Linked DNA regions of Mus musculus: regions 2, 3, 4, 5, 6 and 7 are each linked to region 1. The links are chromatin loops, found by intact Hi-C in ENCODE. Cell type or tissue: heart. All regions are shown on one strand.

The links. A loop is a pair of places that touch in the nucleus more often than their neighbours do. Peaks named below come from ENCODE experiments on the same cell type or tissue, not always from the same donor. Only the 100,000 strongest peaks of a DNase experiment are listed, where the experiment ranks them.
Region 2: a loop joins it to region 1, with 3.0 times the contacts of the local background. A loop is called at or near these places in 15 of 42 quality-filtered maps.
Region 3: it touches region 1 in a loop (2.3-fold over the local background); 2 of 42 quality-filtered maps call a loop at or near these places.
Region 4: a loop joins it to region 1, with 2.5 times the contacts of the local background. A loop is called at or near these places in 7 of 42 quality-filtered maps.
Region 5: it touches region 1 in a loop (7-fold over the local background); 34 of 42 quality-filtered maps call a loop at or near these places.
Region 6: it touches region 1 in a loop (2.8-fold over the local background); 5 of 42 quality-filtered maps call a loop at or near these places.
Region 7: it touches region 1 in a loop (2.3-fold over the local background); 15 of 42 quality-filtered maps call a loop at or near these places.

The regions. Positions count from the first base shown.
Region 1 is chr4:117,926,793-117,930,792 of GRCm38, forward strand. It overlaps Artn (artemin), which reads right to left and starts at 2,971. Exons shown (of 5, transcript NM_009711.4): 1 at 2,594-2,971; 2 at 2,227-2,460; 3 at 832-1,350; 4 at 369-507; 5 at 1-276. The coding sequence starts at 891. In heart, CTCF peaks have their summits at 658, 1,549 (motif pointing right) and 2,112; a DNase peak (open chromatin) is centred at 2,149; H3K4me3 peaks cover 2,770 bases; H3K27ac peaks cover 2,512 bases; H3K27me3 peaks cover 3,607 bases.
Region 2 is chr4:117,827,860-117,831,859 of GRCm38, forward strand. No RefSeq gene overlaps it. Among named protein-coding and RNA genes, the nearest start is that of Slc6a9, 5.4 kb to the right of the region's middle. In heart, a CTCF peak has its summit at 1,825 (motif pointing right); DNase peaks (open chromatin) are centred at 2,552, 3,142 and 3,802; H3K4me3 peaks cover 614 bases; H3K27ac peaks cover 2,076 bases.
Region 3 is chr4:118,033,323-118,037,322 of GRCm38, forward strand. All of the region lies in intron 3 of St3gal3 (ST3 beta-galactoside alpha-2,3-sialyltransferase 3), which reads right to left. Among named protein-coding and RNA genes, the nearest start is that of 9530034E10Rik, 60 kb to the left of the region's middle. In heart, a CTCF peak has its summit at 1,952 (motif pointing right); no DNase peak of the experiment used is centred here; H3K27ac peaks cover 207 bases.
Region 4 is chr4:118,064,219-118,068,218 of GRCm38, forward strand. All of the region lies in intron 2 of St3gal3 (ST3 beta-galactoside alpha-2,3-sialyltransferase 3), which reads right to left. Among named protein-coding and RNA genes, the nearest start is that of St3gal3, 69 kb to the right of the region's middle. In heart, a CTCF peak has its summit at 1,776 (motif pointing left); no DNase peak of the experiment used is centred here.
Region 5 is chr4:118,081,708-118,085,707 of GRCm38, forward strand. The region is part of intron 2 of St3gal3 (ST3 beta-galactoside alpha-2,3-sialyltransferase 3); the gene reads right to left. Among named protein-coding and RNA genes, the nearest start is that of St3gal3, 51 kb to the right of the region's middle. In heart, a CTCF peak has its summit at 2,106 (motif pointing left); a DNase peak (open chromatin) is centred at 2,084; H3K27ac peaks cover 1,676 bases.
Region 6 is chr4:117,992,898-117,996,897 of GRCm38, forward strand. All of the region lies in intron 5 of St3gal3 (ST3 beta-galactoside alpha-2,3-sialyltransferase 3), which reads right to left. 9530034E10Rik (RIKEN cDNA 9530034E10 gene) reads left to right here. Exons shown (of 3, transcript NR_166452.1): 3 at 634-1,082. Among named protein-coding and RNA genes, the nearest start is that of 9530034E10Rik, 20 kb to the left of the region's middle. In heart, no CTCF peak of the experiment used is centred here; no DNase peak of the experiment used is centred here.
Region 7 is chr4:117,834,550-117,838,549 of GRCm38, forward strand. Slc6a9 (solute carrier family 6 (neurotransmitter transporter, glycine), member 9) reads left to right here and starts at 709. Exons shown (of 14, transcript NM_008135.4): 1 at 709-928. In heart, no CTCF peak of the experiment used is centred here; DNase peaks (open chromatin) are centred at 702 and 2,032; H3K4me3 peaks cover 3,074 bases; H3K27ac peaks cover 3,092 bases.

The DNA.
Region 1 (4,000 bases):
GGCACGAGCCGCTGCAGAAGCGGAAACGTATCAGCTCGTCGGAGCTGTGGCCTAGGCCGAGCGCACTCACCGGCACCAGCTGCGAGCGCAGGCGGCAGCCGCGCGCATCTGTGGTCCGTGCGCGGCTGCTCCGGGTTCCTGCACGCGCCGCGCGTGCCCCGCGGAGCGCAGCGGGAGGAGACTGGAGCGCGGGACCAGGCGGCGGGGGTGCGGGCTGAGGAGACTGAGGCGGGGGTCGCAGGGTTCTTTCGCTGCACAAATGCGCAGTGTGTCCCCCTGGAATGAGGCTTAGTCACTTTCGGAGGTGTGGGTGGGGGGTGTCTAGAGCTAGCCTCGCCCTTGCCCCGCCCTGTCGCGCTCTCACCTACCAGGCAGGTGGTCCGTGGGGGGCGCCAAGACCGGTGAGGGACCGTCGCGAGCGGCGGGGCTGCGGGACATTGGGTCCAGGGAAGCTTCTGTGACGCAGCTCAGCAGGGCTAGAACAGCTAGGGTTGGCCACCAGGCTGACTGCACAGAGAAAAGGAGACTTAGGGAGGAACAGGACACTTTGGGGGTCGGGAGGGGGTCTTGTCTTGCCCAGATCAGAGACCAGTCTAGTCGGGCTCCTAGCTGGGTGGCAGAGTGTAAGGAAGGGCTTAGATTTAATAGGCATTTGCTGCTCCCAGGAGCCCAGGGGAGGAATTACCTGAGGGCACGGACCATCAGGAGAAATCCCGTTCCTTTCCTCCAATTACGGCCCCTCCCTCTTGGCATTTCCCCTTTCATATCTGATCCCTGCGGCCCTAAGCTATGTCCTACTCTCTTTTTTTCCAAGGAAAGCCAGCGACTCACCTGCCACCTAGGCCGGAGGCAGTGGGACAATGCAGTAGGCTCTGCAAGTCCCAGTTCCATAGCTTTCGGCTCCAGAAGCTCCCATCAGAAGCCTTCGTGGACCCGTTTCCCCACCCTCTTCCTGCGGCAGCTTGCAAACTGAAAGATGAGTTAGTTATCCTTTGGGGTATTCCTCCTTCCACTCCAGTCTCTCGAAGCGACCCAGGAGGTTGGAGTAGCTAGAGTCAACTCAGCAGCGGTAGCTGCGATGGAGAACCTTGCTCTCTGTGTTAGGTGCTTGGCAGGACCTGTTCCTTCGCGATGCCACAAGGTCAATCAATGGCTCACTTCTCCAGATGGGCAAACAAAGCTCAGCTGAGCTCAGAGATCGTCTAAGGCCTCAGGGGGGAGACTCACACAGCTGTGGTCCTGTCTTCTAAGACCCTTCTGCTCTGTACTTCAGGGCTGAAGGTACCAGGGTGGTTGGAGAAAGTAGTAACTTGAGTTCCTTCCACTCCATGCTCAGCGTTCACTCCATACCTTGGGGGAGGAAGCAGAGCCCTGAAGAATTTGAGTGTCAGTTGGTCACTTGGATTATCTGATGACTTGCAATCTTCTTTCTGGACCCAGTGTCACCTGAATTCTCTCTTATGCCCACAGATGTCTCCCAAGAGCTTGCCTATTATCTGGGGAAGCGATGGTCCTTCTGAAAACACAGGGCCTGGACCATGGCTTCCTGTGGCCACCAGGGGGCAGAGCTTGTCAAGCCTGCGGATTTAAGGGGAGGGGGCTTTTGCACACGCTCTGCACATTTAGGTCTGAGCCATTGCCAGAAGGACCAGCTAGTCCTTCACACCAACCTGGTCTCAGAGGGCTGAACCACTCCGAGATCCGGCCCAAGCCTGGACCATCTGCCTCCTGTGGATCTGGCCCCCTAGCCTTGCTCCTAGGAGTTTCCCCCATAAACCATCCTTCCTGACCCCAGCCCGCACCTCCAGTCTTTGTGAACCACTGCTCTTGGACCCCTAGAACTTTTAAGAATTCTCATTAGTTAGTCTCTTCTTGGGTCCCAGATGTAACCCTCCATCCTTTTGCTGGCACACAGAATACATGGAGAGGGGGAGCGACATATGATGACTCCAGGATAAGACACACACCTCCCAGGCCTTTATCTAGTTCCTCCAGAGCTAGGCGTGTGCCCGTTGGCTAACTAGATTAAAATCCCTAGAGACCAGACTGGCTACTATTCTCTCAGATGGAGGGAAAGTCAGACAAGGCAGCCCTGGGATATCTGCGCTAGGGGGAGCCTAGGAGCAAGTCCCTCGAGGACAGCTCTGACCAATTTCTCCTTTCTTACCATTTGGGATATTTGGTCCTCCAGCCCTTGCCACCCCTATCCACCAGCCCTATACTCACCAAAGGGGTCCTGGTCCGTGTCCTTCTAGGCGCCTCTCCTGGGACCAGTGCTGGGCTTTCCCCCGAAGCTCAAGTGGATCATGCCCAGAGTTGTGCACCTGGCAGCGCCTCTTTTAGTTAAAAGTGGGGCCTTGGCAGCCGGTCTGTGCCCTGTGGCGGCAGCGGGAGCCTCACATTACAGCCAGCCAGGAGGGTTAACACAGTCCAAGAAGCTAGCGACAAGAACTGGAGGGGCTGGGAGGGGCAAAGAGCTGCGCTGAGGGCCCAGAAGAGAGAGGCTGAGAGAAAAGTGGGGAGGAAGACCTTTCTGCCCTTTCTCCTGCCCTTTGAGCGTCCATCAAGGGGATGGGCAAGAAGGCTGGCTTACCTTGGGTGCAGGGCTCCAAGCCCCAGTCGCAGCGAGGGCTGGGGCCCGAGGGACTTGTTGCTGGCAGAGCCCGCGGGCCGCATCTGGGGGCCGAGCCCAACTCCATCCCTCAGCAGCCTCCTGCCCGCCGCCGTCCGGTGTCAAATTCCAGCCCCGGCGTCACCAGATCCCGGGGTGGGGCCCAGAGCGCCCCCGCCCCGCCCCACCTTTCAGGGCTCACCTGGCCGCTCCACCCTCCGGATCCGGTCCCCGCTGGCTAGGCTAGGTCCCTCTAGGTGGGGGCTAGACATTTGGAGAAGACCCCAGGAGGCAGAGTAGAGATCGCGGGCTGCAGCGAGACGCTGAAACTGGGAATTCGAAGTTGGTAGTCAAGCAAAGTAGGGAACTGGGAGGCCTGGCCGAGGGCGGGAGAGCGCGAGGGAGGGCGGCGAAGGAGGGGCAGCCTGAAGGAGAGTTCCAACTTGGGCTGCGCAGACATGGGGGTTCTGGCTAGCTACTCTGTATCCTCAAGTGGTGACTCCGGGACCCTCAGAAGGTTCAGCTGCCTCGGAGCGACAGGGCTCTGCGTTGGGCTCCCACGGTCCAAGGATACCCTGTTTGCTCAGTTTTAGGGTCGGGGCCTCAGAGGGACTCGCGCACATCCAGTGAAGGCAGTGAATGATTGTGTGTGTGTTGGGGGTGGGGGGTGGGTGCGACCAGGGATGAAGAATCAGAGGACCTCAGAGTATTGAACTGGAGTCTGAGATGCGATGAGGCAATTTGGCAGGTGTCTGGAGGTTGGTTGATGGCCATGATCAGAATTGTTCTACCAACTAGTCTGGAGTTCATCACGAAGATGCTGGAAACTACTGACCTAGTCTGAGTGTGGTCATTTTCGTTGAATGCCTGCACTGGAGAGAGTGTGGTTTTGAGACAAGCAAGACAGAAGAGGGATGCAGGCTGCTGGGGACAATAAGATAAACCCTGAGCAGGGTTGTGGGGAGTTGGGGGTTCCAGGACCCAATCCCCTACATTCCTTTTTGCCTGATTGGACAAAGTGAGGTGGTAAAATTCTAGGAACTGGCTTTCCCTAGGAGAGGGTCAGATGTGGGGTTGGCGGTTGGGGGAGGGGGACATGTGAAACCAGTGTTGGACATGCTGAATTAGAAGGGTCTGTGGACTCTCCTGCTAGAAATGCCCCAGAAGCAGCTAAATTTGTAGCCGGGAGTAAAGTGAAGGCAGTTGGGCTAATGATGACAACTTGGTATTTGCCAACCAATACGTGCAAAAACAGATGCTGAGAGTGGGGAAGGGTACCCAGTGCATGGACCCGATGTGCCCTGATCATGTACCAGCACCTCTGTGGACCTTGAAGAACTACCCATGGGGCTGGAGAGACAGCTCAGTGGGTAAGAGCACTGAACTGCT
Region 2 (4,000 bases), 99 kb before region 1:
CACTCTGGTGTCCTCAGTGAAAATATCAGCAAGTCAAAGTGACAGCTAATGATTTGTTGTTAGCAAATAGCTTTTGCCTGTGGATGCCCTGAAAGGATCTTTGCACTTGATCAGTTAACATCTCAGAATTGCTCAAGTTAAAGAATGACAACAGCTAACCCAGGCATGGCGGTGTATACCTATGACCCCTGCAATAAGACGACAACCTCAGCACTGCAATCCCAGTCTGAGAAGGAAGGCGCAGTGTGAATTTGAGGCCAGCCTGGGTTTACATAGTCAGCTGCAGCCTCAGCCTAGATAATAAAAGAACACAATAGCCACATTTACTTTTTTGTTTGTTTTGGTTTTTGGTTTGTTCGTTTTGTTTTGTTTTGTTTTGTTTTGAGACAGGGTTTCTCTGTATAGTCCTGGATGTCCTGGAAATCACTCTGTAGATCAGGCTGGCCTCGAACTCAGAAATCTGCCTGCCTCTGCCTCCCAAGTGCTGGGGCTAAAGGAGTGCACCACCACCACCTGGCTCCATATTTACTTTAATGTGTGTGTGTGTGTGTGTGTGTGTGTGTGTGCACGCGCGCGCATGCATGCTCAGGTGAGAGGATAAGCTTAGATACTGGTCCTCCCCTTCACCTTGCTCCAGGCAGGATCTCCTTTTTATCATTGCACTTCATGCTCCAGGGTAGCTGGCCTGCTTCTGTGGATTCATTCTCCTGTCTCTGCCTCCCATAAGCATGCTGGTATTACAGACCTTCATTTACTGCTTTGGGCATCCACAGAGGTTCGGAATTCACCTCGTCAGGCTAGTGCTGCAAGCACCAAGCACTTTCACCTGCCCAGCTGGTTCTCTGGCCCATTTTCTTTTTAAAGGACTCAAAAAAAAAAAAAAAAAAAAAAAAAGCTATCACTCCAAGGCATGTAAAATGCTTTCATAAATATCTCATGGAAAAAAATGAAGACCAACTCCATCTGTGGTACTATTTGCTTTACTTCCTCAAAAAATAAAAGTCGGGGGAGGAGAGGAGGAGAATTCGGCCCCCAGGGACTGTATCAGGCATGTGAAGCGCCATCCATCATGTATGTCATGGTGAGTGACACAGTCCTGGGACTCAAAGCCTAGTGGTGCTGGGAACGCAGGGCCCTCCGCCCTTCTCTCTTCCCACAACTCCACTAGCTGCAGAATGTCCATAATACAGTCACACAGTAATGTTCTCTTTTGGTTTTTGGTTTGTTCGTTTTGTTTTGTTTTGTTTTGAGACAGGGTTGCTCTGTATAACTCTGTATAGTTCTCTGTCTGTCTGTCTGTGTCTCTACCTTTGTCTGTCTGCCTCTCTCACACACTCACTGCTGTAGCTACTCTCACACATCATAAGTCACAAGCTGAACCATGTGTATGTTACAGCTACACAGTCACATAAAAGCCATAGAAAAGTCCCAACAGCCAACAGCCAACCTCAATGTGTCCAAACCAATTCTTACTGATTCATAGTCACAGACAGACAGCCTCAACTTCACTCATGACCCTCAGAGACCAGCATGGCCCCTATGTTAAACATGGTCTGCCTCAGGTGCCCATGTTCACACACACTCTAAGCAGTCTGTACATACTCTGATAGCATAGACTTTGGACACATGCCAGCCCGGGCTCAAGTTCAATCTTTACCACTGATTACTTGTATAGTTATTTAACCTGTATGTCCTTAGCGCTAGAAAATGGAGATTACTTTTACTTTACAAATTTGATGTGAAGATAACAAAACAACCAGGCAAATGATAGTATGGTAATACTGTCTGACCCAGGGTGACCTGAGGAGTCACGGTAACTGCCATGTGTGGCTCTTGTCGCCAGAGGGCACCAGGGCTCCAAGGTGTCTGTGGAATTTGTTGGAAGTAAATGTCCCAGGAAGGCTGGGATTCCTGGCGTGTGGGGATATGTGCAGACTAGGGAGGTGTACAGGTGTATCGAGGCTGGGAAGGGTCTGGGAAACCCAGCTAGGGCCCCTGTGTGATTCTGGGCATGCAGGGCGTACTCCAGGAGAAGACCCTGACTGGGAGGGAGCATGCACAGTTCCCACACACGAGGCTCCCTTCTCCCACTCCCCCACTGGGCAAATCCTTTAATCCCACACAATGTCGGGCTTCCGCCATTGCTCCTGGCACAGAGGAATCCCAGAGACATGGGTTCCAAGTCTCAGTAGTTGAGGACCTGGGGAGGCCAACGCTGGGAAGCAGGACTCTGAGCACCAATCCACACGGCTCACAGAGACAGCCTTCCTTCCCTTTCCTGGGTTGCGCCAGAACTTCCTGACCCTGCTGTCTTTCCTGGTACGGAGCCAGCCCCAGCTGGCCTTTCCCCTCTTCCAGCCGGCTCCACACCTGCTCCCCGGGGCCAGGCCCTGGTAAGAGGCTTATCAGACATGTGTCTGGGACAGATAAGGCACACACCCCCTGTACCCCACATGCCTTATCCAGCCCTGCCTTCTCAGCTGCTTGGCCTTGTAGAAAGGCTTGCCAGCAGAAGGAACCCCACCCACCTAGGCAACAGGCCACCCTGTCCCCAGCCCTCCCTCGAGGGCTCTCTTCCCAGCAACCTCATTCCCTGTGATGTCATCACTTGGGGGGAAGCTTGGTCCATCATTCATGTCCAAGAGAAGCTGGGAAAGTGGGATCAGAAAGAAGTGCTCCCCAGGCACCAGGTCAGCAGCTGGATTGGGAGCAGGGGGCGGTGTCACAGGATCCTCCCCCAGGGTAGAGCTATTTTGGTGTTGGCTGCTTCACACATAACCATTCCTCTTCCTGTCCTCCCCATCCATAGAGGCTCTGGGTTCATTGGGAACAGCAACAGTGGGAAGAATTTATCCCACCATAGGGAAGCACTGGGTAACCAGCCTCAGGTCTGGAGCCAGCCCTGCCCTCCTCAGGGAGACTCGATATTTGGGAATCCCAGGGACCTTCCATCCCATTCCTTGGAACAGCACTGTGGAGGGAAGGATCATTGGAATGGCCAGTCTGATGAACATAGCACCTTAGCATAGCCTGCTGGTGACACACATTGACTTGTGGATACCGCTCCTGGTGACATAACAGCACGGTATCTATGGCATGCCCATGAGCTCAGTATCACTGCCATGTTCTTGGCTACACATGGACCCCAGACGGCCTTGTATTGGACTATACACCAACACTCCAACAAGGATACACATCGAGAACCCCATGTGTGGACGGGGGAGACCCCTCTTTCTCGGAGCCACGTTCTCAGAGAGTGACATAATTCTCAGCACACGGTGGACACTCAGAAATATTTGGTTAAGTGCTCGCTAAATTTTACAGGTCCTGAGGAAAAGCCATTCTAACTGCGGCCCCTCTCCAGGCCTAGGTGGGAGCATGGAGGGTTGGGTGGGGGACATCTCCACTTTTGTCACTGCTACCTCCAGCTCACTTCAATCATGGCTACTCCTCGGCTTATACCAGTCACAGAGAGCCACCTCTCCTCTTCTCTGGTGACCTATGCCAATGGTGTTCTGCAAGTTGGATGCCAAGAATGTTTAGACATCGTATACTTGTTCAGCATCATGAGTACAGACTTTTGAGTCCTCCACAGTGCTGGGAATGCTGGCTTCCTTGGCATTGTAAGGCTCTGTTAAAGGCATTTAAGAATCTAGGCATTGACTGCTCTGGAGACTTGGAAGGCTACCTGGACAGGGCCAAGGTTGATGCTTCCTGTTTGCCTGATGTCATTTGTGGCCACTGAGGTCCTGCCTGGATTGACTTAAGCTGTCATGAGCGAGGGTGACATAAGATGACCCAAGAGACACGTGGAGCCCCAGTGGAACTCATGGATTTAAACAGCTGTTCCACACTGGGTCAGGGCAGGGAAGGAGTTGTGTAATGATGGTTTCAAGTTCAAGAGAGGATGATTCTGAGAGCAAAGCCAAGACAGGATCCTCCTGACAATGCTTCCTAGCCCCCTAGGCTGGGACTGTAAGGAGGTAGGGACCACTAATCA
Region 3 (4,000 bases), 110 kb after region 1:
CAAAATAAATAAATAGACCCAAGCTGAGTATAGTGGCACACAGCTATAATCTGATAATTCAGGAGGCTGAGGTAGGACGGTTGTTACTATGAGTTCAAGGCCAGCCTGGGTACTTTGGCAAGACCAAATCTCGAAATAAAACTCTAAAAGGGCTGGGGATGTAGCTCAGTGGAAAAGTGTTTACCTTGTACACCCAAGGCTCTGATTCAATTCCTTGTAGTTTGTCTGGTTGGTTGGTTTTTTTCAAGACAAGCTTTCTCTGTGCAGCCCTGGCTGCTCTGGAATTCACTGTAGACCAGGCTGGCCTCAAACTCACACAGATCCTCCTGCCTGTGTTGGGATTTAAGGCTGGCTTTAATTAATTAAATTAATTAATTTATTTATTTTTACTTTGGTTCTGGGGGTGGAACTGAAGTTATCCGCCTTGTGTAACACGTGCCTTCACCGCTGAGCCATCTTGATGACTTCCGCATGTCTTTTAACTAAAGTTTACTTAAGACTTTCCACACTTGTTATATGTAATTGCTTATTTAACAATACATTTGACTAGGTTTGTAAATCTTTGCTGTCTAGACTACTATGCCTTCCTCAGTTTTGAACTGACTTTCCTCATTCCTTTTCCTTCCTTCTTTCCTCCCTCCCTCCTTCCTTCTCTCCCTCCCTCTCTCCCTTCCTTCCTTTCTGTTTGTTTGGGTTTTTGTTTTGTTTTTGTTTTTTTTTTCAGTCAGGGTTTCTCTGCATAGCCCTGGCTGTCCTGGAACTCACTCTGTAGACCAGGCTGGCCTCGAACTCAGGGATCTGCCTGCCTCTGCCTCCCAAGTGCTGGGATTAAAAGTGTCTCTCACCACTGCCTGGCTTACTTCACTTCTTAATATGAGGGAAGTGGAAGGTTACAGTGGTATCTTTTTAAAGAATCATTATCGCCCCCGTATTAGCACTTGTTTTCTGTTAAGAGAAAAATCTCTGACAAAAGCAGCTTAAAGAAGTCAGGGTTTATTCTGGTTCACAGCTCAAGGTACCGCCCATTATGGTGGGAAAGCCTGGTGGTGAGGACTTGACGTGGCTGTGTTAGTCAGGAAACAGAGAGCAATGGAGGCTCCCATGCAGGTGGCTGTCTCCTCCTCGCTCAGTCCAGGACTTCAGCCCATGGAACGGTGTCACCCAAACTTAAGGTGTGTCTTCCTACCCAGTTAACTAATTTAACAACTCCCTCTCAGACAGGACTGAAGGCTGACTACCATGGTGATTCTAAATCCCACCAAGACGACAGTCAAAATTATCCATCCTACCTCCTCACACATATTTACTATATAGTAGCCATAATTACAACGACCAGTTATTTTCCAATGTCATTTTGAGCTTTGTCTTATCACACACACACACACACACACACACACACACACACACACGGAGGGAGGGAGGGAGGGGGTTCTATAATAAACAAATAAGGATACTGCATTTCTAGCACACCACGGTGCTAGGAATAACGCTCAAGGTTTGCACACGCAGGGCAAGCGCCTTGCTAGCCAGAGCTGCACCTCTGAAGAACGCCCTTTGCAAGGCCTTCCTCGTCTAGCCTCAGAGATATGCATTTCACAACATTCTCTAAGTCCCTAGGAATTGAGCCCCGTTGAGTTACCACGTTCTCTGACCACATTTAAAAGCTGAGAATGTAGGTTTGTTTTTAAGGTAAAATTCCTCACTCTATAAAGATGGGCAGGATCCAGCCAGCAGAGTAACTGAAGGCAAACCACCTTATAGCAAGAGCTAATGAGTAGATATTTACCATGGGCAGCTGATGTGGGCATACTTGATAGGTATTCATTGGCTGATCTTACCAAGATCGCTTGCTCACAACCACCATAAGCAGAAAGAAATTAATGTGAAAAGAAAATCTCAGTCAAGTGTCTGTGTCTTTGTGTCTAGATGCACACATGTGTGCAGGTGGCTGAGGAGGCCAGCAGAGGGCATCAGATCCTCTGGAGCTGGAGTTACAGTTGATTGGAGCCACCCAATGTGGGTCCTGAGAACCAAACTCGGGTCCTCTTCAAAAGCAGCAATCTCTCTTAACCACCAGCCATCTCTCCAGCCCCTAATGTAATGAATTTCATAAATATTTAGAGGGAGCTGGCAACCTTCTTTATATTAAACACAGAAAAACCAGTTGTTAGAGATGAAAAGACAGTTTGAAAAATTCTTTTGAGGGGCTGGAGAGACAGTTAGTTCAGTTGCTATGTGCACTGACAGCTCTTCCAGAAGACTGGAGTTCAAAACCCAGCAACTACGTGGCAGCTCACAACTGTCTGTAACTCCAAGATCTGACACTCTTACACAGACACACATGCAGGCAATAAACACCAATGCACATACAATAAAGGCAAATAAATTAATTTTAAAAAAAGAAAGAAAGAGAAACTCCTTTGAGGAGAACAGTTATGAAGCCCACATCTCTGGAAGGGCTGGGTGTGTAGTCTTGTGTCTCACTCCAGACTGGCAAGGAACTTGACGAGTGCCCCTCTAGGTATGGAGAAACGGTGGGCTGCCTGTAGAGGGGCTTCCTATCTACCTGCTAAGTCTCAGGTCACTGAGAGATGGGCTGCCCCAGCATGGGAGCTAACCTGCACTCTCAGAGGTGTGTGAATGAGCTACTCTTTCAGTCGCTTCCTCAAAATATCTGCCTAGAGGGTTCGCAGGTCCTCAGTGGCCAAAATCAAGAGTAGACATCCAGACTTCCAGGAGCTGTGGGGATGAACATTAGGACTGAGGCACTGTACCCCAAATGAGCAGGAGTCTGCTGAATGCCTCCAGGAGAACCCCAAGAGTGAGCTTTAAACACAAGCAGGACCCAGCGAGTGCACCATTCCCCCAGATTTAACTTTTCCTCCTCTAGAGCAGCGTTCTCACCCTTCCTAATGCTGTGACCCTTTAATACAACAACCAGAAAAGTATTCCATTGCTGCTTTCAAACTGTAATTTTGCTACTGTTATGAATTGTAATGTAAATATCTGTGCTTTCTGATGGTCTTAGGTGAAAAGATCATTTGAATTTCCCCAAAGGGGGTGTGACCCAGAGGTTGAGAACTGCTGTTCTGTAGCTATCCAAGGGTAGCCAAAGATGGCTGTCAGTGACTGGGAAGGTCAGGGAGAAGACAGAGAGCAGGCCTCCTCTTCTGTACCCCAAGCCATGGCTCTTACAGGTCAAATGAAGTTAGGAGGTGGAACTACAAATGTGGGTGGGTTTGTTTGTTTGATTGGTTTTGTTTTGTTTGCTTGTTTGTTTGTTTTGAGACAGGGTTCCAGTAGCCTTGGCTGGCCTGGAGCTTGCTATTATAGGCCAGGCTGTATCCGCATCAGAGATCTGCTTCTCTGTGCAGAGTGCTGGGATTAAAGGCTTGCATACCACACCTGGCTTCAGAACTACAGCTCCGAATGAACTGAACGTTACATAAGACCGGATGCTCTAATTCTGGACTTGCCAGCCAAAGTGACCATGGGCTTTTGTTACTTCAGAAATATCAAGAACATCACTGGACTTGGACACCCAGAACATTAAAGGGACAGAAGGAATCCAAATAATATTTCTGTGGTTATGTGATGTGCCCTGCATTTTCAGCTGCACTGGCAAAGGGAAATAGTGATTTACATGATTAGTCATTTGGTTGTTGTTTTGGTTTCCTGTGGTAGTGGGGAGAAAGGGTCCGGAGCCTCACCCACGCTAGGCAAGCTGGACTCGAATCCACAACCCAACAGGATGGCTTCAGGTTCACATACGCAGGCTGTGGGAAGGACCGGCGGTGGAGGGCTGCGGAGGGCTGCCTGAAGCACAAGCAGGCTACTGTGCCTCCCCTGGGTGGCCTTTACTCTTCCCACGGACTTTTCATCACAACTTTCCAACATGGCCACCAGTAACTGGTAGGCAGTATATTTAGCATTACCATGGAAAAGGGACAGCGATTCATCCGCTCTGTTCCTGACTTGGAAACCCCTGGTGAGGAGTGGG
Region 4 (4,000 bases), 140 kb after region 1:
GTGGGGAGGTGAGGACCAGTCCAAACCGGGATTGCAGAAGAAGGGAGTACAGGTACTCTAGAACAGAGAGACGACCACAGTGCTAGACGTAGCGCAGAAGGGGAAGTGTGCCTTAGAGACCCTTCCTCTGGGGCTGTGGTTTGAACAGGCTTTGCTCCCGCTGAAGCTCAGGCTGGCGTTCAGTCCCCACAGTGAGGCACTAGAGAGCGTGCGAATGGACGCAACTGTAGTGGTAGAGCCACTGACTGCGATTAGGGCCGGAGGGCGACATCAGGACGGAGCCCTATGAGTATAGCTCATGCGAACAACTCCCACCACGCAACCCCCTGCACAGCTTCAGGACTCTGCCAGCAAAAAGGCTGTCTCACTGGACATGGACCAGAACCAAAAGCCGAAGGAAACCTTTATCATTTACTCATTCTGTGGTGCTAAGTTAATAGCCAAGGGACAATGAAACTAGACACCTGTACCTAGCAGTTAGCCAACCAGTGGCCTCAAGAGCAGGTTCAGGTAAATTACTAAGCACGAAAGCCATGCAATCTCAAATGCTATGGAGGGGAAATGAAGAGTGGGGAGGGCGGATCTGGACTTTCTAGCTGTGGATTAAGACGCGCTTAGGAGAGACAGGTGCAACACGCTCCTGGGTGTGTCTATGGCAATGACTACATCATGAGGACTCTGACCTATGAGTGGATTAATTCCTAGATCGCGCCAAAATATGCTGCATGGTTGCATGGTTATTAGGAGGTGGTAACAGAAAAAGGCAGGGCTATTGGAGGAAGAGGTCACTGGTACCTGTCCTTGGCCTGTATCTGGCCCTGTTCCCTCACTGTATTTCCTTGCTGCCTGTTCACCATGAAGAAGCTCTTGTGTCCCCCTGCCCCCACAACCATGATGTCCCAACCCTCGATGGGCCCAGTAATATGGAGCCAAGTGATCACAGACAGAATCTTGTGAAACCGGGAGCCAAGATAAATCATTCCTTTTGAGTGGTTTATGGCAGGCATTCTGTCCCGGGGACAAGAATAGCCATTAGTGCAGAGTGAACACGTACCCTCCAAGTTCAATTAACAAAATCTGTGGTGACTATCGCCACGCACTGCAGATGGCCCAACTGAAGGCCTGGGGCAACCCACAAGTATAAAGGTTTAAACATGGGGAAGCCGTCCATGTATTCAGTTGTTGGTCAACTCTGAGTGGGCACCCAGGAAACTTAACCAGTCACCCAGCTGAAAATGGATTTCAGTTGGGAACTGGAAATCTTTCTCTGCAAATGACCAGTAAATATTTTAAACTTTGTCGGTTACATCAAATCTCTGTAGAAGATCCCACTTAGGTGATGGAGACATGGCTCCATCTTGTGAGAGAGTATACCAGTCTCGAGGACCCGAGTTCGATTCCTAACACCCACATGGGGTGACTCACAACAGTGGGTGAGTACAGCTCCAGGGTTCTACTGCCCTATGCTGGCTTCTGTGAGCACACATAAAGAGACGCAACATAAATAAAAATAGAAGACATCTTTTTAAAACTATAATGTCAGGAATAATAATTTTTAAAAAAAGGTTAAAAACAAATTGAGGAAAACTTTCGGAATATAGGACAGAAAGTTAGACACCTAGAATATGACATCTAGAATATGAGAACAAATAAGAAAAAAGTAGGGAAGAGGGGCTGGAGAGATGGCTCAGCGGTGCTCTTCCAGAGCTCCTGAGTTCAATTCCCAGCAACCACACAGTGGCTCACAAACATCTGTAATGGGATCTGATGCCCTCTTCTGGTGTGTCTGAAGACATACATAAAATAAATAAATCTCAAAAAAAAAAAGTTGGGTTAAAAAAATGTGAAAAGGGAAAAAATTTAAAGAAAGAATTCAATGAAAATTTCCTAGAACTACAGGGTCTGAGTTTTTTGTGATTTTTTTGTTTGTTTGTTTCTTTCTTTCTTTCTTTCTTTTTGCTTTATTTTAGCTTCGAAGGGTCTTTGGGGGCTGAGGAGATGGCTCAGTCAGTAAAATGCCTACCACACAAGCATGAAGACCTGCGTTTGGGTCCCTGGCACTCACGTAAGAGCGGGCTGGGTATAATGATGGAGACTGGGAGCCAGCCTGGGAGTCTCTCAGTTGGTCTGGTGGCCATTCTTGGTTGTCAACTCGGCTACATCTGGAACTAACTGAAACCCAAGTGGCCGGGCACACACACCTGTGAGGGATTTTTTTTTTCTTTCTTTTCTTTTTTGTTTTTCAAGACAGGGTTTCTCTGTGTAGCCCTGGCTGTCCTGGAACTTGCTCTGTAGAACAGGCTGGCCCCAAACTCAAGAGATCCTCCTGCCTCTGCCTTCTGATTGCTGGGACTAAAGGTGTGTACCTCCACTACCTGGAAGGCTTTTTTTCTTAATTAAATCATTTGAAGTGGGAAAACCCACTTTGAAAAAGTGTTTTATTTTATGTGTAAGGGTGTGTGCGTCTGTTTACGTGTCTCTGTGTCACATACATGCCTGGTGTCCAGAAAGGCCAGAAGAGAGCATCAGATCTCTTGGAACTGGAGTTACATATGGTTGTGAACCACCCATGAGGGTTCCGGGAATTGAACCTGGGTCCTCTAGAACAGCAGCTGGTGCTCTTAACTGCAGAGCCATCTCTTCATTCCTTTTGGCAAATCTCTTATCTCCAAAAATATTTACATTGTGATCCATAACAGGAGCAAAATTACAGTTGTGAACTAGCAATGAAAATCATTTTATGGGGGCTGGAGAGATGGCTCAGAGGTTAAGAGCACTGACTGCTCTCCTAGAGGTCCTGAGTTCAAATCCCAGCAACCACATGGTGGCTCAGAACCATCTGTAATGGGATCCGATGTCCTGTTCAGGTGTCTGAAGACAGCTACAGTGTATTCATCATATATACCAAATACATGAATAAAATCTTTTTTAAAAAAAAGAAAAGAAAAGAAAATCATTTTATGGCTGGGGGTCAGCACACCACGAGGAACTGTGTTACAGGGTCCCAGCATCAAGAAGGTTGAGAACCACTGCTGTAAGCATTCTAATCAATCCCTTCCTACCTATGTTAGACTCGATCTGTAAGCCCTGTTCCTCTAGTGAACCCTGGCTACACACAGTTATCCTATGGTTCAGCCATCCCACTGCTAGGCCAAGAGAAATGGGAATGTGCTGCACACATAAAAGCTTGTACATGGTGTCCACACATCCACACAAGCATTATTTCTGACAGCCAGAAACAGAAGAACCTATGCCGGTCGTGGTGGCGCACGCCTTTGATCCCAGCACTCGGGAGGCAGAGGCAGGCGGATTTCTGAGTTCGAGGCCAGCCTGGTCTATAGAATGAGTTCCAGGACAGCCAGGGCTACACAGAGAAACCCTGTCTCAAAAAAACAAAAAAAAAAAAAAACAAAAACAAAAAACAAAAAAAAAACCCAGAAGAACCAAAATATCCATTAGTGGGTCATGTGTGGATAAGTAAAATGTAGTCATTATCCCATTAAAAACGTCACTCAGCCACAGAAAGGCATGAAGTACTGGCATGTACTATACTGCGGATGAGCTCTGAAACACTACCCTAAGGGAAAAACAACTGGCAGAAGTTGTTTGAGTCCCTGCACTACATATGCAACTCCCAGAATAGGCAAGCCTGCAGAAACAAAGTATCTATGGTTAGGGCATGGGTCATAGGGCAGGAAATGGGTCATATTACACACACACAAACACACACACACACACACGCACACGCACACGCACACGCACACGCACACACAGAGACATACACAGTTTTCTCACCTAGCACGTTATTTTTTATGGAGGGTCATAATATAGATTGTTTCCACTTAAGTACTGTTCTGTCAGGTTGAGATGATTTTTGCCTGGATTGTTAAGCCTGTGTGCACTTTATATTCATTTAGGTCATACTATCTTCAAAGTAGATGTCTTGGTAACTCAAACTAAAAAACTACATTTTGGTTTTTGATAGTGAATTCTTTATATT
Region 5 (4,000 bases), 150 kb after region 1:
GAAGTGTTGATGCACTGCCTTGATCGCAGCACTCAGGAGGCAAGGCAGGCAGAGCTCTGTGAACTAAGGCCAGCCTGGCTTATCAGTCCAGTTCCAAGCTATCTCTCACTAAGTAGTCAGGGACAATCTTGAACTTCTGTTCTTCCTGCTTCCTTACCACAGCACCTGGTTTATTTAGTGCTGGGGACTGAACACTGATTTTCATACGTGCTAGGTGGGCACTCTCGACCACCTGAGCTGCATCTCCAACCCTGAAAACTATAACCCCACATAAAGTATTTTGTCATAGAAATGCAAATGGATTAGACACCATGTCGCGCATCCCCCTTTCAAGTGACTTGGACACCGTGGCAGAGCTACAGGACTCTGCAGGATGCCACTCAGATGCCCCAGGAGAAACAAGATCTGCTCATCAGCTGCTATGATCCCCCAGCTGTCAGCACTCTGGACTGACGGGCACTGTCAGCTCTGAGGTCTCGTACCCTCTCTGGGGCAGCCCTGGACCAACGGATAGTGGTGACCAAGGAACTACAAAAGCAGACTCCCCTCCCTCCATTTAAAAGGACCGGCTCAACCCCCATCTCCACGGGCACAGTGAGGTCGTTACTGAGAGCGAACCATACGTGACTTCTTACGTGAGTGTCCCTTGCATTTCTCTGCCTCCCTTCCTGTCCTTCCGGGGGCTGCTCCCACAGCCGCGCCCTGGTGAGCTTACCCCACCTGAAATTTATCTCAGAGTGTGCCTCTCTCAACAATACCACCTTGCCCACCTGCCTCACCTGAGCACTGACACCACACCTTCCCGTCAAAAACACGCGGAGACACACTGGGATGAGAGCTTTAAACCCGAGACTGCAGAGATCTAGAACTCACACAGTAGATACATGCACATGTACACAAACAATTAAAAAAAACTATTTTATAGAGGGTAAACAAGGCCATAAGTACTTTGTAAGCCCCTCTGAGAAAAAAAAACAGCTTTAAAATGGTTCTAAATAAATATTTCTACCTTGCTTGCGACCAAACAAAAACAATTACTAAATACATAAGAAAGAGTCACAAGTCAAGAAGCCAGCAATAGCACATGCCTTTAATCTCAGCACTCAAGAGGAAGAGGCAGGTGGATCTCTGTGAGTCTGAGGGCAGCCTAATCTACATAGGGAGTTCTAGGACAACCAGGGCTACATAGAGAGACTGTATATCCAATAAAAACCAACCAACCAAACAAACAAACAAAAATAACCCACTAAGAATCTATTACCCATCTCTGCTGGTAACTGATATTTTTTTAAGATTAATTTATTTATTTTACGAGTATGAGCACACTGTAGCTGTCTTCAGACACACCAGAAGAGGGTATTGGATCTCATTACAGATAGTTGTGAGCCACCATGTGGTTGCTGGGAATTGAACTCAGGCCCTCTAGAAGAGCAGTCAGTGCTCTTTACCGCTGAGCCATCTCTCCAGTCCAACTAATATTATTTTAATTATGAACATCTATTTTAAAATGTTTTGACATTAATGTATATATTGTGTGTGTTTATGTATGTGTGGGTAAAAATGCATGTGGCGATCAGAGGACAACTTGCTGGAGCCGGTTCTTGCTTCCACTAAGTGTGTTTCAGGGATCGTGCACAGGATGGCAGGCTTGTGGCGAGTGTCCTTCCTCACTGAGCCTGTAATCAGCTATTTCCAATGCTCACCACGGTGTAGTGCTAAGAGGTTTACTTAGATTATCTCCCTGATAATCTTAGGTTCGAAGCGTAGGAACATAAGCCCAAAGCTGCAGAGCCAGGACTCAGTGTCAGGCAAGAGGCTCTGAAGCCTCAGTGATTGTGTATGTGCTAGCTTGCTGCACCACCCCTAATGTCTCCCATACTGCTCTGTAATCCACTGGACAGCCTGTAAGAGAGGAGGGAAGGTGACTCGGAAACCCACCCCTTCCCCTCTCACCCCTCTCACCTCTGAGGTCGGCTCGCACAGTGCCCTGACTCCTAGGTGCACACAGCTGAGTTGAAGGACAGTAAGCAAGCAGCAGCTGGACTTGGCCAAAAGCCATCCGTGCTATTGCAATCAAAGGGTTCTGCTGCCCCCTTGTGGCCCAGGCCGACTGCTACTCCGCGATGCTCCAGTACAGAGCTGAATACCATATAAAGGCACTTGGCCACCAGACACTAATCAGTAGGAGGTCACTCTGATTGGCTCAAAGTGGAACAGATTTAATAACTCAAAAATGTGATTTTGTCACTCCTCTGTGCCAAATACTGCTCATAATAAGAAAGCTCATAATAATGACACGTTAGAGCCCAGAGGAAAATGTTTCAAAACTATTTTATAATAAAAGGAATGGAATAACAAGTTGCACTGACTTTGAATGATGACAAACACTTTAGAGCATTGCCAGACCCATGCAAAACTCCTGACACTTTTGTCTTGCATCTGAAGATACATTCTAGAAACCTTTTCCTACCAGTACATAGAGGCCCTCTAGCTCCAGCCTCAGACTCACTAAATGGGAACCTAATTCATTAATTTGTTCCCTGCTGATAAACACCTAAATAGCTGCCAAACACTTGCTACTAAAAAACAAAGAAACAATGTCAGGTTAGAGAGATGGCTCAGCCTCTAAGAGTACTCACTGTTCTTACTGAGGACCCAGGGAATCTTCTAGCCTCTTCTGGTCTTGGGGCACCAGGCACACACATGGTACACAGACACACGTGCAGGCAAGACACCCACACACAAAAGAGAAAAGGAAAAATGACAGTGCAAGCAAACACACAGAAAATCCTGCAGTGGGTAACTCTGCAGGAACGCTGTGGATGAACTCTTGGGAGTGGGAATAGTGGGTCACACAGCATGGTGAGAGCATGTATGCACACAGAAACACATAGAGAGACACACACACATATACACACACAGACACATACACAAACACAAACAGAGGCACATGCATATACATACACACATACACACACACACATAGATGCATACACACACAGACACACACATGCTCTTTGGCACCCTCTCTTCCTCCAGCCCGACTCTCCCCAGCACTCTCTCACACCTTCTTCAGTCTCACAGACTCCCTCCCCCCCTCCCTCTCCCTCTCTCTGTCTCTCTTCCCAGCACTCTCTCTCACCTTCTCCAGTCTCACAGACACACATTCTCTCTCTCTCTCTCTCTCTCTCCCTCTCTCTCTAGCACTCTCTCTTACTTTATTCAGTCTCACATCTCCCAGCTTTCTTCCTGGAAGGCAACCAAAGTTATTATTTCTAGATTTCGTGCTCACAGTTATTTTATACACACGTATGCAAATCTAGATGTGATCTAGGCTTATGTATAGATAAACATGAACATATGTACAATTTCCCACCCTCTTCTGAATAAATGAAGACATTTATACCCAAAATAGAACAGTGTTAACGGGACTCTGTAGACAGCTACCTTCAAGATCATGCTGCGGCTTCAAACATTTTTCAACTTATATTTGGGCCTTTTGCCAGCCCACTGCTGGGGACTCACTGGGGACGACTAGACTAGAAATACTGGTTTCCACCAAAGCCTTCTGGATCTGAGGTTCTCACCAAGTTCACTGGGCCAGAGATGGGGGTGTGGGTGTTGGAGAGATGGCCCAGTGGTTAAGAACGCAAGCTGCTCTTCTAGAGGGCTCAGGTTCACACACACACAAACACACACACACATACACACACACACACACACACACACACACACACAGCAGCTTACGACCACCTATAACTCCAGTTCCAGGAGATTCAACGCCTCTTCTGGTCCCCTGGGGCACCAGGAATCTAACAGCACACAGATTACATAAAAGCAAAACCGCCACTTCTATAAAATCAAATAAAATTTAGGAATAATAAAAAATAAAGTTGTCTTTTTCATAATGAATTTTTTAAAGATGTGTGTGTATACTCTATTTGAATGTACACCTGTGTGCCAGAAGAGGGCATCAAATCCCATTCATTATAGATGGTTG
Region 6 (4,000 bases), 66 kb after region 1:
TAGTTTTTAATTTCCCACCAGCAGTGAGCAGAGCTCTAACCTCTCGTAGGAAGATTTCTGCATGCAGTTTAGTGAGATGCCCTGAGGAAAGCAAGCTCAGCTCACTGTCCCTGCGTGACCACACTGCCCACTCATGGCAGCTCTTGGACGGTGACGATTCTTATTTGTTACAGTTCCCAGAACTTTGCAGAGGCCTTGCTGAGGCCGCAGGGGCTGGAGAGGGACAGAACTGACCTATGTCCCCTGGGCTGAGGAGGAGGGTGAAGGGTCACCACGGGCAGGGCAGGACTGCATTTTGGGAGGTGCAGATGAGGATGGAGGCTGAGTCCTGGCTCCCACAGTAGATGGGGAGGAAGTTTTCTCCTATGCCCTGGGCATGCTCTGTAGGGAGCTTCCAGAATTAAGCCCACATGCTGTGTAGACTCAATCCCAATTCTAGGGGCAACCTTGAATTAATGAGCCACACTTTTCCTGTTCCCCCTCATCTTTTTTTGGCATTTTCAGAGAGGGTCTTGCTACATAGCACAAACTGGCCTTGAGCTCCTGGCAATCCTCCTGCATCAGCCTCCTAAGTGCTGAGATTACAGGCATGTGTCACCACACCTGGCTCCATTTTCATTTTTCTCTTGTCAGACTTGCAGAAGCAGAAATGGCTCACCCTCAGCCTGGAGCTTTTCATGACTCTCCAGAAGAAATGTCAACAGCCTTTTGTTTGGGTGAGCACGCCAAGACTAGCCCAGAGGACTCCTTTAGATGCACTTGTGTGCCTGTCCTTCTGCACCAAGTCACACACAAGCCAGCTCTTCTGATGCTCCAAAGCTGCCATTGGCTCCTTGTATAGCCTACAGAGCTAACTGTGCATCGGCCTCCATCCTGGGCAGGACTGAGGTCTCTTCAGTCTCCCTCTCCCCACTCAGCAGCCAATCCAGGGCCAGGGCCTTTACAGTTTTACGTAAATTTCATCAGAACCCTTTGATCCAACTAAAGTTTACTTCTCCCAGATGTTGCAAAACAGCTATCTTGGCTGCATTTTTAAAAATTGTCTTCCCAATGTCCAGTGTAATTCTTGGTACTCAATAAAAAAAAAAAAAAAAAAAAAAAGAATTCTGGGCTGCTAAGATGAATCCTGGGGTAAAGGGGCCTGTGCCCAAGCCTCATGACCTGAGTTCAATCCCGAGGACCCACAAAGGGGAAGGGGACACACACACAAACACACACACAAAATCAATCAATCAATCAATCAATCAATCTAAAAATATGTTTGAGCCATTGAGGGAGTTCCCTAACATCAGCGTTTGAGGGAAGAATGGTCTACACTTAATACATTCTCAGGCACTTCAGCTTCTCTCCACTGTTGATGCTGGTGGTGCTGGTGGTGCTGATGGGCACCGTGGTGCAGTGGCCTGAACACAGCAGAGTGCACAGGTAGGTCACTAGAATGCCAATGCTTGCCTGCCTCACCAAGCCCAGGTCAGGAGCATGGGAGCAGGGGGACAAGAATGGGAGGTGACCTCAGATCAGTTGGTAAGTGGTGATAGGAGGTAAATTAAGGATGAAGGTTAGACAGGAATAAGTGAGGACTCAGGAAGGAACTTCAAAGTATTATAAAAAGAAATGTACAAAGAGCTATGGAAACCCGATGATGAGTGAAACGTCACCTACCAGGTGACATCTGAGGTGGCGTTGTAAACACAAACACAAAGGGACACAAAGCATATTGTGTGTGGACGGTGCACCACGATGAGTGCTGGCTTCATCACCCAGTGCCCCTCTCCCCACAGTTGAGGGGAGAGGTCTGCCTGCGGCACAGTCCTGTGAGAAGAGTTCTGCAGTCCGTGGTGCCGCCAACACTCGAGCTGCTTGTTAAAGTAAAGCGATGGCTCTTAGGGACAAGACTGGGAGGCATTCCCTGCTGAAGAATGGCATGCGCAATGAACGGGTATCAAAGAGGGGTTTTCAGGGCAGTGCCCGGAGGTTAGGTACCTGGAGACATTATTCTCTGACAGCTCTGTCAGGTGGTCAAAAGGCTTAAAAAAAACTCTAAATTATAAGTTATCAGTTGCATCCTGTGTGGCTGAAGATGCCAACAGCCACTTTCCTGCTATGCACAGCATTCCTGTATCAACAGTTGCCAATCACCTGGGTTTGTGTGTACAGTCTACACAAGTCCTGACAGCTCCTGCCCAGAATATATTACGGGAAGGTGTATGCGTGAGGAGTGGAGGCAGGCAGGGGGTGAGGACAGAGCAGCAACAGCATTTCCTGCCCCTGACTGAGCCCTGACTGCAGGCCAGGCCCCAGACCATGAGTTACCGTCAGGATGGCAACTGCCTAGGTGGTAGGGATCAATGTCTCTACTCTTTTTTTTTTTTGGTTTTTCGAGACAGGGTTTCTCTGTGTAGCCTTGGCTGTCCTGGAACTCACTTTGTAGACCAGGCTGGCCTCAAACTCAGAAATCTACCTGCCTCTCCCTCCCAAATGCTGGGATTAAAGGCATGTGCCACCACACCCGGCTCGCTGTCTCCACTCTTGCAGACAAGGCTGAAGCTCAACTTGACTGAGAGACCAATGCAAGGTCACATGGCTCAGTAAGTGGGGAAGCAAGAGTGAGACCCAGGTTTGCCTGGCTCCAAACCCATGTCTCTTTTTCCCCTGTGTGGACTGAGAAAGTCAAGGTCCCAGCTGCATTCAGTCTTTGCTAGGACAACATAATGAGCCACTGTGAGCCTGGTCAAGGTACTAAGCATGGTTCCACCCACAAAGATCATTGAACCCATGGTGAGGTCATGGGGCAAAGATGTCCTCCCCCCATTCTGACCAGCAAGCATCATTATGGTGCCGAGAGACAATCTGAGCATGGCCAGATCACCTCTGCTCAGCTACCAAGCTCCCCATTCCTCCAAACACAAGGTGACCCCCAGAAAAGGTCTGAGATATAGCCAGTAATTAACCCAGTCATGCACGCCCCATGGGGGGGCATCTCTGAGTGTTCTCCAGCTGAAGGGAACAGGGGATCCACAACTGTAAGCCATTGTCTCCAGGTGACTCTGACTATCCAGCCTCCAAGCCCTGCCTCTAAGGGGGCTTATGGCTGGACAAAATGACCGCGCTCACAGAGGCTGGCTCTGGGATTCTGTGGCCGAGACTGGTTGACCTTTCCTTCTGTGTTGAGCTCCTGTGTGAGGACTGGGCCAGGGATGAGACAACCAGGCTTACCCTCTCTCCCCGACAGTGCCTTCTGTGCAGAAGCTCTGCTTGGGCACCTGCTGACCCTAAAGCCCAGGTTCTCCCCTAACAACTTGAGGCTGCAGTAGACAGAGCTGGCGGGAGCCTGACCTTCCTGACAGCCTTCCCTCCCCCCTCCCGCCAGCATTCTGGGTTCTGTTCTGCTGCCTTTTACATTTGTCTTCATTTCCCCTGAATAAGACTGGCAGTCTTAAGACGCCTTTAATCCTAGCACTCGGGAGGCAGAGGCAGGCAGATTTCTAAGTTCAAGGCCAGCCTGGTCTACAGAGTGAATTCCAGGACAGCCAGGGCTATACAGAGAAACCCTGTCTCAAAAAACCAAAAAAAAAAAAAAAAAAAAAGACGCCATAAGCAAGGTACCATGGACTCACGGTGCCCACTCCAACCAGTGGTCATTCTTATTGCCTCCTACCTCCAGAGCAGGGGAGACCTGGAGCCAAGTTCACTGGCTAGCAGGGGTACTTGTGAACGTAATGATCTCTGAGACAGGCACAAGGACATGGACAGGGGCTGGCCAGGAGCACTCCAAGGGGGAACAGATTCTGGACAAAGTCCTAATTCCGTTGGTCCTGGTGATGAGCACGGGGTGGCTGGAGTGACAGAGACTAAGGTGGCAACAGCCTTTTACTTGGCCAGAGCTTGGTGCTCAGTTACCTTGGAGGTAAGAGATCCAGAGGTCACATCAGGCTCCTCAGAGATGGCTTCTAAGCCCAGGCCCCAAGCACATGCCTTACCCCTTTGGTGGTCCTGCCCC
Region 7 (4,000 bases), 92 kb before region 1:
AAATGTGGCAGCCTGTTCCATTTGCTAGGCACCACTGCCAATCTGGAGCAATGAGTTTCACGTGGGTATGCATTTCCTTAAGTCATTCTCTCCATTTTGCAGAGGAGGAAACTGAGGCTCAACAAAGCATCTTTTGGCAGATACTGCAATCCAGGCACCTGAAGTAGGTAGGCTCTGTGGCACAACTAACCAGGTAGGGCTGATCAAATCAGTGGTGGAGAATTCGGGGAGAAAGGGCTCCCCAGCCTTGCAATTCCAAGGAGTGGGCCCCAGGCTTTACTCAGCTGTGCCCACAGTCTCTAGCGGCGCTACTGCAAAGGGAACGGAATTTGCTCTTGACGTCTCTCTAGGGGGAACGCAGGCGCAGAAGGCCAGGGGCCTGGCGGGCTAACTGCAGCCCCAGCCCCCCAAAGCGCCCCAGGCCTTTTGGCTTCGTTCCAAGCCTAGCCCGAAGGGGAGGACATCTGCTTCCTCCAAGTGTCCCAACTGAAGGGCAGAGAGGCGAAGGAGAAGGGGACTCCTTTGCCGAGCCCCACTCCCAGGGGTTCGTGAGGATCAATCATCAGAAAACTAGAGCCACTTGTAATCTTATTCCCTGGTAGGAGGAGTCTGAGTAGTCGGCACGCGGGAGGGAGGAGATGGGACCAGGGCGGGGGAGGGCGGCCAGGGGAGCCGCTCAGGGAGGGGAGGGACTTGGCTAGGTTTCTCAAGCCTTCTTCACTCTCCAAACTTTCACCAAACTCTTAGCCCCCGCCTCCCCGAAACCAAAACACAACAAGCTCTGGAGGAGCGGCAGGCAACGCGGCGGGGCGGGAGGACTGGCGGCTGCAGAGAGCCTCGGGAGGCTGATGCAACTTTCCCTTTAAGAAAGCCACCTGGGCGCACCGCGGTGCGGACCCAGCACGCCTGGGCCGGGGGCAGCAGTATGGTAAGAGAGCTGGGGGAAGGGGGCTTTGCGGCCCGAGCCTAGGTCTGTCCAGCCGTCGTTCTGGGCGTTTCTGTGACTCTGGGAGGCTGAGCCCCAGGATGTGTATGGATGTGTGTGTGGTGCGTGGATGAGATAGCGTTTGCTTGCGGGTATCTGTGGCTAAGAGTGTGAGTGCTCGCACTGGGATGTCTGTCTCGCCGCGAAGGTCTGGGTAGGTGCGTGTGTCTGTGTGTCATCGTTGTCACCAAGGAACTAAAGCAGACGGGAGGGAGGGTGATTTCGGAATGGAGGGGGTGCGTTGCGTGCCGACGCCGGCTCGGTCGGAGGTGGTTGGTACGGGGCTGTGCGCGCAGCGCCGGAACCGAAGAGCGTCTTCGGTCTTTCTGGGGCGCCAGTGGGTCTGCCGCGGCCGGGAGCCGGCAGCGGGGTCTGTGCCCCGCGTGCAGCCTCTCGCCCCACCTCCTCTCCCAGCCGTGCTGGCTATCTATCTGGGCGCCGCAGCCGGCGGCCTTCCTAATCTGCCCGCCCACTCGCCCGCCGGGTGCCGGTTCCCGCGCGCCCGCGGTTCCTGGGAAGCAGCGAGGAAGAACCCCAGCGCCCTCCGGTTCTCTTTTGTCCGCGGCTCGCGTGGCTGCAGCGTTGAGAAGGGATTGCGGGGCGGAGAGTGGTTTTGGGGGACTGCTACTCTGGGGGGAAAAAATCCACGCCCTGCCACTCGAGCCTTCACTCTAGCCTTCCTTCTGGGCATGCTTGCGGCGAGTGCGGGCGGCCACAGGTGAGGCCTGGTTTCCCGCAGCTCCCGAGCGCCTGCTCCCAGCCTGTACCCCGCAGCAGGCAGCCACACACGGGCCGGAGCTGAGGCCAGCGAGCCGGGAGGGGGCTTGCCCGCAGACCCGGGAGGGGCCGAGGACGGGCGGGGGCGGGGCAAGGGGGCGGAGACCTCGGCACCCGGGTACTTTTCCACCGCGGGGGGCGGGGCGGCATCCTCCACGCCAGCTGAGAGGCGCACACGTGGTGGCTGATGTAACGCCCGCCCCCCAACACACCTTGCACACTGATTAAAGCGAACCGGTCTCGTTTCGAGGAAGTGGGCACTCCGGGCGGTGCCATGACTCCAAAAGTGACCGCGCCCCACACTGCCAGCCCGTCCCGGGCCTTCAAGTCCGGCCGGGCAGCTACTTAAAGGGGCCGCACCCCCTCTCGGGTCTGTTTTCCATAGGCCACGCCCCTCGCTAGTCACTCTTAAAGGAGCCGCGTACCCACCTAGCACTCTATGATAGCTCCCTCACAAAGCCTGTTCTACTTTTTTTCCTTTTTTTCTTGTTTTTTGGTTTTGTATTTTGAGACAGAATTTCTCTGCGTAGCCCTGGCTATCCTGAAACTTGCTCTATACACCAGGCTGGCCTTGAATTCAGAGATCTGCCTGCCTCTGCCTCCCAAGAGCTGGGTCTAAAGGTGTGTGCCACCACTGACTGGTTTCTGTTCTATTTTTTAAATGAAGCAAGTCTGAGGCTATGACTGTTAGAAAGATAAAGGATAGAGGGCAAGGAATGGGCAAAAAGAACACCTAAGATAAAGACATCTCCAGAGAGGCAAAAGGTTAGAGAGCGGGTGATAGGATTGGTTAGGGACTAGCGGAGAACATTGAGCGTGCCCAAGTGTTTCAAAGACTTCAGAGAAAACGCTCCCTTCCTCCTTATGTTCAGCGGGACTACAGTAGTATAGTTCTCAGGATATAGAAGAACCACACGTCTGCCCTGGCAGACCTCTCCAGACAGAGGGGGTGGACAGAAGCCAGCATCTTGCATATATTGCATTCTTGAAGGGTACCATGGAAGGGTCGACTGCAGAAGGAGGAGGAAGGCTTCATGAAGATAATGGCATGGGGTCTGGTTTTGATGTTGGTAGGCAATGTATTGACCAGTGAAAACTGGGGACCAGAGACCCTTACAGAGGGAACTATTGCCCGAGCAAAGGTGGGGATGCAGGAAGCCCCTGAGTTTGCAGCAAGTAGCTGGCTTGGTGCCCCAGACAGGAGACTTTATGCACACAACACTGTGCTAACATCCCTGTGGTAGTGAATAGAGACGGTGTCTCCTCCCTCCGAATTGTAAAGTACTGGAGACCTGTTGCCTCTAGTTACTAGTGAGGGCTTAGTTCATATAGACCCCTAAAATTGGTCTACCTAGGGGCTGGAAAGATGGCTCAGTGATTAGGGATGCATAAGGGGCTGGCTGGTCTTCCAGACGGCCAGGGCCTGTAGTTCCTGGCAGCAGTGTCAGGAGGCTCACTATTGCTTGTAACTTCAGCTTCAGGGAATGGGATGTCCTCTGTTGGCACTCTCCCAACCTCTATTCCACCCCCGTATTATGCATTCACACACATACATATAAATAAAAATTTTTAAAAACTGGGTGGTGGTGGCACTCAGGACTTTAATCCCAGTACTTGGGAAGCAGGGGCAAGCAGATCTCCTGGGTTGAGCTAGCCCTCAAGCAGTCAAGGCTACACAAAGAAACCCTGTCTCGAAAAAGAATTAAAAGTTTAAAAAAATAAAAACAACAACAAAAAAAAAAACTTAAAGAAAAATCTGCCTGCATACTGCCCTTGCAGGGGACACACAGGTTCCAGCAACCATGTTGTGGGACTCATAACCACCTGTAACTCCACCTCTAGTGGATCTGCTCCCTCTTCCCTGTACACACATAATCAAGAATACAGATAAATATATGCTTATAAGTTGGTCCACCTGGCTGCTTCCTGCTCACCAAGAAATCAGGAGCTTCACCGTGGGCACCTTCGTGAGGGAGCCAGAAGACCAGTACTACACTCCGTACTCCAGCCTTTGGAACCACAACAAAAGCAATGCCTTCCCTCTTTGGAGATGTGTGTGTGTGGGGGGATCATTTGACAATCCCATTTTGGGAAGAGGAAAGTCACAAGTGCTAAAGGGCTCTGTGACCCTCCTCCCAGCATCAGTCTTGGGGGCTCACACTCAGCCCAAAGCCTGTCTGTCCACATCAGACCTCCTCTCCTATCTTTAAACCTGCAGCATCTTATCCCTGGGGCAAC